2 separate regions of the Homo sapiens genome follow, and region 2 is linked to region 1. A link is a loop called in an ENCODE intact Hi-C map of the cell type or tissue named here. Cell type or tissue: mucosa of descending colon. All regions are shown on one strand. Links, peaks and the distances in the headings refer to the core of each region. The heading gives the core; the rest is flanking DNA.

Region 1 (5,387 bases), core at 268-5,267:
CAAAAGACCATCCAACAGCCTATTCTGAAGACTATTATTTGGGAACCAAAATAAAAGTATCATGATTGGTCACTAGTTGCCTGGAGCTAGTTTATTGGCATTTAACATTGGCCCAAGCAACTCTCATCAATTTCCCTTTTTAGAACCTATCTACATCCTGTGAGATCAGAAACTTTCAGACCTGTCACCATTGAACATAGAATGGGAAAAAACAGTCTGTGATCATCAGCTACCTTTAATTTTTGGAAGCACATTGAAGTTTACTGGCATTCAACAAATAAATCCCAATATAGTGATTTCAGCTTGCAACAAATTGGTTAAAAAGGAAAGGGAGTAAATGGATATTTTTGTGCTATTGTTACCATGCAATCCAGCTGATATTTTCATTTTCTTCTCCTTTTCTCCTTTCTTTCCTCAACCTTTCTTTTCTTGGTGCTTTTATATTTGGACTTTAAAATAATGTGTTTATTCATAAATATTTTTATGAATGGGAAAACAACAGTTGGTTTTGCTAAGAGTTCTTCTGGATTATAGAAGCTAATTGGAGGTGCTATTGTAACGGAGAACAGCAGACATTTACATTCAGTTCCCAAGATGTTAGATTCTAGCAAATCCTTTAGGAATACAAACTGCCAGGGTTTCATTCTCATAAGTGTGTTTTTTCAAAGCAGAAAAACTGATAATGAAGGTTCTGCAGGTTCTAATTATCTCGGTAGCCTTCTAGTGGATTATAGCAGCTATAACACAGACCCAAAACTATGGTGGCTTAGAGGAGACAGGAACTTGTCGCTCATCTGACAGTTCAGGTGAAAGCAGTCTGGGGCTAGCTTGGTAGTTCCTCTGTATCAGCGACCCAGGTTTCTTCAATCTTGCTGCTCTGTCGTTCCTAGGGCATCCTGCTTCCACATCATCCAATCTGTCTCACACCCATGTTTGCATTTCAGCCCATGGAAACCAGAAAAGGCAAATAGAGTGCCTGTCCCTTCCCTCTATCGGCAATGCCTGGCTGTTGCACACATCACTCCTGATCATTTCATGTTGGCTAGAACTTAACCACGTGGCTCTGTGCTGGTTAACAACCAGGTGTTTTATTCCTACAGAAGAAGGGAGCATGGGTCTTAGGAGACAATTGCCAGTTTCTGCCATGTTGTCAATTCACGAAGTTTCCTCATTTTTGGTGGTAATGACAGTTACATCTGTTTTATACAAACCTCTGTTGTTGTTGTTGTTGTTGTTGTTTTTTGATTAAGGGGAAGCTTGTATGTTGGCCTCTGTGGACGTATATGGACTCCTCAGTTGCTGAAAGTTGCCTTGATTGATTTTCATCCTGAGTATCTCAAAAACAAAATCATTAGAACATTCAAATCCAAGAGCCTAACAGTCCACTGGAATTTTATGAACAAACCTAAAAAGAGCAAAAGACCCTAAGCAACATTGCCATCACATACAAAATTTTACTTTGAAAGCAGGGTGGGGAAATTTTCCCCTCAGGTGCTAAGGGTCCCTGGAAGAATGTTCACTGATCATGGACCACTGTATTGTTTTCATTTTTAAATGGGGTTGCAAGCTGCAATTCTCACAGCAGGCTCACCACAACTCCCTCCCGTACCCTTTCCTTACATTTTAAAATTTCTTTACACTTTTAGAAGTTCCTTCATATCATTTCATGTTTATTTCCCCACCTCCACCCCTTTATTCTTTCTGGTTGTGGGATCAAGCTTTCTTTGACTCTTTCTTGGAAAAAATATACTGTCCAATGAACAACAAAGTACCAGGCTGGCTCCACTCTGCCTGTCTGTAAACTCTCCCTCACTGGCTCACAACGGTGCCTGTTATTTCCACCCCTGGAGGGGCTCCTTTGGATAGGATCATTTTTTTCCGCTGTTTCCCCCTAAGGAGAATAACATCTGAGCAGCCATTAATGCCCCAGGGTGGACTGCATTTCAGATTAGCCACACAGAGCAGAATTAAAGCAGAGGGCAGAGGCATATTTCCATGAGGGACTGGGAGTTGCAGTTCCTAGAAAACAAAGGCTGTGAGCAGGGAGTGAGTCCCTGGCGCAGAGGTGACCTTGAGCATACACCACATGACCTCTGTCTCTGCTCCTGCCCACAGCGCCCCGTTCTTCAATATGGTCAACTGTCATTTTTCCGAGAGCACTGTGTAAATACAGCTTCAAACCTGAGCCCATTTCCTGGAGCGTGTAAGCCCCTCCTATATGGAAATTCAGGAGCTGGCACTGGTCAGCAGCACCCACCGGTGAAAGGTGGGTATGAAAAGGAAGAGTAAACAGAAAGCCAGAGCACCTGTGGGTAAATTTGTCTCCCTGCATGATCTACCTACCACAGGCTCTGATGGTATATAAACTATGAAGCAAAGAACGTGGTGCTTCTGTGGTTTACAAGTACTCTTTTCTGATGGCAGAAACGTACTGTCTGAGTCAGGATAGTAATAATAATAGTAATAATATCCAACCTATTCTGAGCGCTTCCTTCATGCCAGGTGCTGTGCTTCTATATACCCCGTCTGGATTAATCCTCACAGCAAATCTTCGACGCATATATTATTAATTCTGTGTTACAGATGGGAAAGCTGAGGCCCTTCAAGGTGAAGTTAATGTTTCCAAGGTCAGAAAGCTACTGACTAACAGCAGGAATTCAAAGTCATACCTGTCTAACTCTGAAGCCCATATGCTTAGCAGAAGGGGTTGTAAACTCTAGGTGATGAACTCTTTGAGCATGCGATGGAAGCTATAGGTCTTCTCTGGCAGCATTCCAGCTTTAGGGAGTTTAAAATGTGTATGCACAGACAGTGGGATCATCTTGTCTCTCTACCTCCTACCATCCCCACAAGGTTAAAGAGCGCCTGCTTTGTTCTAGGAGCATTCCACACTGTAGGGCTACTGCTCCCTACCTTTCTGGACAGTGAGGCCCAATTTTCCTTTGCCCTTCTTCATAAGAAATGAGAAAAGCCCTGATTCCAAAGTACTTGTCTATTTGAAGAAAAAGCCCAAGGTGGGAGAGAAAGGCTGTCCAGTACTCACATCATTCACAGCCTGTCTGAATTCTGCCCCAAGAGGATGCAAATGAGAATAAGATCAGTTCACAGCCCGGGGCGTGAAGGGACTGGGCATGTCCCCTGGACCAAAGGCAGCCTTTCATTGGGAAGTCTGGCCTCTGACCTGGAAATGCAAAACAGACCAGAGGGCAAAGGACACTCTGGAGCCAGCAGCTGCTTTCCTGGAAAGACTGAAAATCTCCTACCATGGGTCCCAATTAACCCTGCCTGGGCTAACCAGGGGCCATTTCAAGAGGCCCAGTGGTGCCTTTTGTGAGTAAATAGGGCCCTTTGGGAGTATGTATCCCTCTTCATTGCCCCTACCATTTATTTAATACTAATTTACGTATTTTATAAACATACTGTGGTTTTTTCAACCTTTGTGGTGAATTCCCCCTGATCCTCTCCACCTTTTTTTTTTTTTTTGGCAAAATCTTAAAATTTTTGGTATTTCAAGGAGTCTGCAAAGTCCAAGATGTCTTACCTTAATAATAGGAGTCCATGCACAGCTGTAATAATTGGTCCTCTAGGTATAAGTGCTCCCTGACATGAGTCACAGACTTATTCTCAGTGACAGCATTGGAGTGAAGAGTCCTGTGTGGAAGTCACTGAAGCTCATCAAGAGGGGCTGCCAGCCCGCTGCCCCTGGAATATGGGTCACCTTTGAGAGGAAAGGAGGGGCTCAGACGGGAGGGAGATGGGAGCAGGTGGCAGTGAAGCCCCAGCTTGGCTACCTGGAGAGGTTTGCATTGCCACCCAGAGTATGCCAGCGTCTCAGAAGATGGAACACGGAGCAAGGCCAGCAGAAATGATTTTGAGCACAGGTTTTGCTATGGTAGGAATTGGTGATTTACACATGAAGTTTTGTAGATCATTACTTCTGGATCCTTAGATGAAGAAACCTCTGGTTCCTTATGAATACTGTATTGTTGGGAATAGAAAAATAAAAGTGTAGAGCTTTTAAAGAAATGAAATTTGACCTTTAAAATAAAGGCTATGCCTCAGAATGCCTTGTGAGGGGTGATCCCCTACGTGAAAAAACTGAAAGCCTTTTAAAGGAACCAGATTCAGGAAGGGGATAAAAAAGTGTAACATGGAAGCAGCTCAGGGGAGCTAATATAGGCAGTTTAATTAACATCTCCTGAGCAGGTGAGGATGGGCAGAGACAAGGTTGAGCATAAATCATTAGCTTTTGTGACTTTTTACTCTTTCTAGGTAAAGATTAATGGAAGAAGGTGATCTTTGTTATAACTATAGAACAACTGGTTGCAAAAGTTGCACTCAAGCAATTAATTACTCATGGTATTTATCCTGCAATTAGAGTATGCTGCCACTAATTCTCCCCTGCTCTCCTTTGCCTGCTCCAAACGACAAGGCTTATCAAAGAACCACTTCCTAACAATATTTTTTCCAGTTTAATTTTATGTAACAAGCACTTACTCAATCTGTTAAACATTAAACAATAGATAAGCCATAATGGTTATAGGCTTTTAAAGATATAAATGTCTACGAAAAATCTGGTGGTTTTCTTTCTAACCATTTTTTGAAGTACCCTTTTTATTATGAAATATGTTATATATACAATAGAGAATATATAATATATATGCAATTTAAGAGCCGATAATAAAGACTGACAACCAGTGTAATCACTGAGAATACAACATTGCCAGTGCATCTGAAGCCCTCTATGCATCCCTCCCCAATTGAATCTCTCCTGTCTCCCGTGAAGATGTATCCACTCTGTCGAATACTGAATTTATCATTCCTTGCTTTTCTTTATAGTTTTTTCTTATCACACTTGTATGCATCCTTTAAAATATAGTATTTAGGTTTTCTTTTATATAGCTAGAATCATATTTATCTATTGCTTTGTGGCCTGTTTGCTTTATTCTACACTATGTTGACAAGTATAGCTGTTGTTCATTCATTTTTACAATGGAATAGTTTTCCATTGTATAGATTTTCCAAATCTATTTATTCCTTCCCCTGTTGATGGACATTTGGGGTGTTACCAGTTTTGCTGTATCACAAATTGTCCTGCTATGAACATTCTTGTTTTTATCTCTTTGCACACATGTACCATCCCGACTGTATTCCAGCCAGGAGGAAGGAGAAAAGGGAAGGGGAAGAGCGTGCCCCTTCCCTTCCATGCAGAGATCACTTCACATGTATCCAATTGGCGAAAATGTAGTTGGGTGGCCACACTTAGCTTCAAAGGAGGCTGGGAAATGTAGTTCGTACCCAGGTGAAAACTCAGAAGAGGGATTGAGAGTCAACTGCCTGTTTCTACCACAGGGTTTCATACCTGCTAGAAAAAAAAAATGTGTGGA
Region 2 (5,387 bases), core at 324-5,323, 50 kb after region 1:
AGCAGGTGAGGTAGAAATGTACGGAAGTAGAGGTCAAACGTTCTGAGTTCTTTTCTCAGCTCTTCTAAGAATAAACTGATATAAATGATGTCTACAACTGACCAGTTTTCCCTATGGCACTCAACGGTTTTTTTTTTCTCACATCTTGGCAATGAATATGACTCATCCAGTGTAACAGGTCCTCATAAGTAAAAGCTGAACATATAATTTTGACCAAAACTCGTGTAATTTTTCAAAGAATTAAGTTTAATTCATTAGCAGGGAGAAAATGTTGTATGTGGGTGCCACAGGCTAGATTTTCTTAAGTTACCTATGAAAAGATGATATAAATGGAGCTGATTTAAAATTACCTATATCTGAGAACATCCCAAACAAACGTTGGTTTAAAATGATTCTTTCAGTTGAATTGGACTCTTTTGCAAGTACAACTGAGAGAACTGCCCTTTAATTTGGATCTAGTTTAAATTATTTAATGAATCCCCTTTCTCACTTAATTGGACATTAGGTTTAAGAATGAATGAAAGTGCTTCATGTGCCACATAATAGCTAAACACTGTCTGGCAAGCAGCAAAACCAGCTGACATTCTTGAAGAGATGGATCAGTGGTCTGGTCTCAACCTCAGGCCTGGGAAAGCCATTAACCAAACAACTTAAGTTTCATTTTTAATTTAATGCACTGTGTTTAATGCAAAATGTATGGGCATCTTGCGAGGCAGTGTGCTCAATTGTGGGGAATGGCTGTCATCCCAGTGGGTTTATCTTGCAGGCTTGTGGGGCTGCTGTTATTTCCTGGTGGGTGTCTAAGGGAGGAGGCAGGAGAATGCAGAGAATGTGGGGAAATGAAGACTTATGAAGCAGTCCTTTGATTAGATTCGAACAGGCTTCTTTATCCTGTGTGTGTTAGGCTCTGGTGTGCCCTGAAGGAGACTGTGAGTGAGGCTGTGGGTGAAATGCCACACTGGTCCTTGCTGGCTTTGAGACTGCTGGGTCATTGCAGGAATCCAGGAAACAGAATTCAACAGACTGCTGTGAGACACTGATAAAGTTATAGAAATGCCACCCTGAGAAAGGGAGAAAACAGGAGTTCAGAAGGAAATCCACTCTGGATGCTCACCAGGACCACTTTCCAGAGTCTCTGCCCTCACCCAGCACATATTTCCTGGGTGCCTACTATGTGCCAAGCACCAGGCTAAGGTCCTTGGCCTGCAAAATCTTAGTTTTGGTAGATATAATTCCTATCCAGTTAATTAAGGCCACGTTAAAATTTGTAAGTCTTAAGATACACAGAACATTCAGTGGAGACATGAGGAACAGTGTGACTAAATATTGGGGACATCAACTTAACTCATTGCAGCAAACATATGTCACATACCTGTAACATGTTAAGCTCTGTGCAAGGTGCCAATGACAGGCAAAGCAAGAGCAGACCTTACCTGCATGGGCCAGAAAGGGCTTGGAGGAAGTTTACATGTTTAGATTAGAGACATAACTTGAGTCCCATTATGGAGGAAGACCCAGAGACTTGGGAAAATGTAGAATGCTGAGATAATCACAGGAAATTCTGAGAGAGAGAGGGAGAAAGAGATAAGTAGAGAGAGATTAGGTAGACAGATGGCAGTAAGGAAGTTTCAGGCAACAATGCAGGAATAGAAGGATGTTTGAGGCCATCTTTGTAGCTTTCTTTGTAGTGCTATGCCACTGAGTTTTGGTTTTTATCTTGTAGGAGCTGGAAGCCAATGTAAGGTTCAAACAGGGGGATAACTTGAGCACATCCACATTCTAAAACAATTACTCTGGCACTCAAAAAGGAGAAAGAGTGTATCACAAGTTACTGGAGCCGGTGGAGGGGAGCGTTCAGAAAGGCAGCAGTTAACCATTGGAATTGTCCCAGAAAGGTCAAGAAGGGCAATGACTGAAAATAGGCCACTGGATTTGGCAAAGAGGTCAATGGGGCCTTGTCCAGAATGGTGCTCTGGTGGCAACTGGATGACCCTGGCTTAAAGAGTCATTTTCAGGGAAGCAAAGCAGAGGCCCTAATTGTTCAGAATATAGTAGCTTTCTTGTGGTTGTTCTCCAGTCCAGTGAATGTGGTTTGCTTTGTAAGGAAGAAAACCCAAGGAGTGCAGGAGTCCTGGTGGCTCACTCATACCATCAGTTAATATAATGGCCCATGACAGCTGGACTGTGATGTGGGTTGTGTTGCCGCATGGTTTGTCCTTTAACCATGAGGACACAAGCGGCCTCTGGGGCAGCCTTTATTTAGCTCAGGGTCTTTTTCTCCAACTTGGGCTGCCAGCTTTCCTGAGTTTGTTGAGATTATCCTGATTTTTGAGTTTTCAGGATGCAATTTAAAAATAGGAAGCGTTATCGTCATTCCTATGTCCCCAGTTACATTTGTCATCTTCTGAAGATGAGCCTGGGAACACCCTGAGTTTTTTTTTAATTATTTGTTTATTTATTTATTAATTTTTTGAGACAGAGTTTTGCTCTTGCTGCCCAGGCTGGAGTGCAGTGGTGTGATCTCAGCTCACTGCAACATCCACCTCCCAGGTTCAAGCGATTCTCCTGCCTCAGCCCCACAAGCAGCTGGGCCCACCACCAGGCCCATTAATTTTTGTGTTTTTAGTAGAGATGGGGTTTCACCATGTTAGCCAGGCTGGTCTTGAACTCCTGACCTCAGGTGATTCATCCCCCTTGGCCTCCTGAAGTTCTGGGATTACAGGTGTGAGCCACCACACCCGGCCTCCTCCTTGAGTTTGGATGGGGCAGGGAGGAGCTCTGAGCGCTGTGACAAATCGCTGATAACCCATTGGAAAGTCTATAAAGGTGGAGTCACACCCCAGGGACCCTATCCAGTGGTTGCCAGTTCTGTTTCTCCACCCAGTGATAGAGCCAGACTGTTTTTATGACACTGCAATCCAGCCAACTCTTTGCTATAATCAATGTTTCCATTCTTTTCCAAAATAAACATGTGGACGGTCATTTGCAAACAGGGAAATGAAAGTTTTCCATCCCTAGGTGCAGTGCATATATTTTCGCAAACAAAGAATTTAGAAAAGGAATGTAATCTAATCTCTGGTGACTTTGAAATATGTCTGGGGCATTATATCTTGGAAGGTAATTTGTTTCTTTCATTTAGATTCAGGTAAATTCCCCCACCCCACCCCACCCCAACCCCCAACCTCCTTTCTGGCTTTGTACAGAATTGTCAAGCAGAATGGCTTAAAGACAATAGGACCTTATTGTATCACGTTTCAGGAATGAGCAATGAGGAAACAGGAGCCAAGCCTGGAAATGAACATGTCCTTGTAAATGACCAAGAGAAGATAGGAGTTAAAATATGCAACTGTTATGGTGCCAGAAAATTGCCTGCCCTCTTTGAACGGACCGGTGAGTGCTATTTTGCATTTATATCAGGTTTTAAAAATAATAAATGCAATTCTTCCTGCTAAAATGACATGTAATTTCATAACTACTTTGAAGACAGCCCTACCTTTTTGTATTCAAAGAAATGAACAGCTTAATGCCCTAAAAATCCCAGATATCAAACCTGTTTAATGTAAACAGATTTTGTTTAGTCTGAGTGATTGTTGATTTTATTTCAGAAAGAAATGACTGATTAAGAGTTGTGCAGGTGTCATGATCATAGCTTACTTCTTGTTCACTGGGGATGTCAGAGGCAGCCATGCTGTTTATGTATCCACTGAGCTAAATTAGTACCGTTATCACTTCAGTAAAGCTCAGATATTACTGTGTTCTCTGCTAAAGAAACCAATTACAGTATCTGCTGGATGGTATATTAAATGACACCATTTAATTAAAGCCTAATCTCTCTCCGAATGAACAATATTTAAAATTATTGTACGTTATTTCATTCAATTACTGCAAACCTCTGTCCATTTTTAAGCACAGAAAAAACTCATTTGGCACCCTGACAGCCAAGAAGAAGAATTGCTGTTTTGTGTTGTGTTTGGTGCTGAGAGCCCAGTAACAGTCAATCCAGGACACGCATCAGTTCATGAGCTCTTTTAGTTTTAAAATATTTCAGATTTGTTTCTCAGGCCTCTTGGCAGCCAAAGGCCCTATTCTACAATTGCCAGGTCTCCCTCCAAGGACTGGGGTATAATGGAGATCTCTAAAAAGAATATGTTTAGATGAATAAAGCCATTAAAGAAATACAATTCCCATGCCAGGAGCCAAGCTATGTAACTGACAGGATAGCAATTCATTTAGAATGAATATCTCATAAGGGAATGCAAGAATTAAAATGGACATAACAGTGAACTCAAGAGATTACCTGCAATAGAAAGGAAAATTCACTTGTTTGAGGGAGAAATGAGTTAAAAAGATGTAACTACTAAGAAAAAGAGATGGGGGGAGCCAAACGTGAATGGACTCTCATTCCCACTAGTCATTTAATTTAGCCATGGAGAAATGTTGGCGCACATTTAGGTGGCAGAGCACAGCAGCCTCTAGCCAAGTAACAGTATGTTGCTTCTTTAGCTTTATCATATCAAAGAATATGGTGCATGGATTGAGTGTGTTTATCAGTCTATTGGCTCATTAATAAGATCCCAAGAAAGATAAATATTAATAGCAATGATGCATCCCACATAGTGGAAATGGACTCCAGAACCCAGACTGTGGGTGAGAAGGTTGGAACTCAACCCTAGGCTCTAGCACCATGACTTGCTCACAGGAAGTCCTCTGCCAATGTCTTCCGGTTCCCTGAAGACATAATCTTGATGTGTGAATTTAATGGCCCAAGGCGAAACCGATCTATTTCTTTTGGCCAGTCCTTGATAGGTGCGGCCTGTTGGAGTCCACGTTCAGACCTAGGGAACGGTGGTGGTCAGTGATGGCTATAAAGATGACCAGTGTATAGGGTAGGGAACCTCCACTCATAGGTCCCCTTACTTGTGCAGCTTCCTGGATTTTTTTCCCTTAGTGTTACATTTTGAAGACAACTGTTAATTTTATGTAATTTTAATCACCTACAGTTAGGGAACATATGCAATGTCCAAGGCTTATTATCATGGCTATAAATTAGTCCTGTATAACATAGAGATTAAAAATATAGGTTTTAGAGTCCCTTACTCATTCACTCATTTAGCAAATGTTTACAGATTCCTAAAGAGACCCTACCCAGAAAAAAAACTCAAATTCCAATTCCCAGCCCACCCTTGCTAACAAAATAGTGTTGAACATATTATTTAACTTTCCTCATCTGTAGTGTGAGGTTAATAATACATATTTCCTGGGCTTACTGTGAAAATTAAGAGAGCCATTTCAGTGTCTCCCATGTAACAAATACTCAGCAAATAGTAAATACACTATGATTATTGCTTTACATAAGTAGATGCCAATTATCTTCCAAAGATTTATAG

The links. A loop is a pair of places that touch in the nucleus more often than their neighbours do. Peaks named below come from ENCODE experiments on the same cell type or tissue, not always from the same donor. Only the 100,000 strongest peaks of a DNase experiment are listed, where the experiment ranks them.
Region 2: it touches region 1 in a loop (9-fold over the local background); 2 of 110 quality-filtered maps call a loop at or near these places.

What each region holds. Positions count from the first base shown.
Region 1 is chr14:55,924,084-55,929,470 of GRCh38, forward strand. No RefSeq gene overlaps it. Among named protein-coding and RNA genes, the nearest start is that of LINC00520, 130 kb to the left of the region's middle. In mucosa of descending colon, for the core only: no CTCF peak of the experiment used is centred there; no DNase peak of the experiment used is centred there.
Region 2 is chr14:55,973,544-55,978,930 of GRCh38, forward strand. No RefSeq gene overlaps it. Among named protein-coding and RNA genes, the nearest start is that of PELI2, 140 kb to the right of the region's middle. In mucosa of descending colon, for the core only: no CTCF peak of the experiment used is centred there; a DNase peak (open chromatin) is centred at 2,758.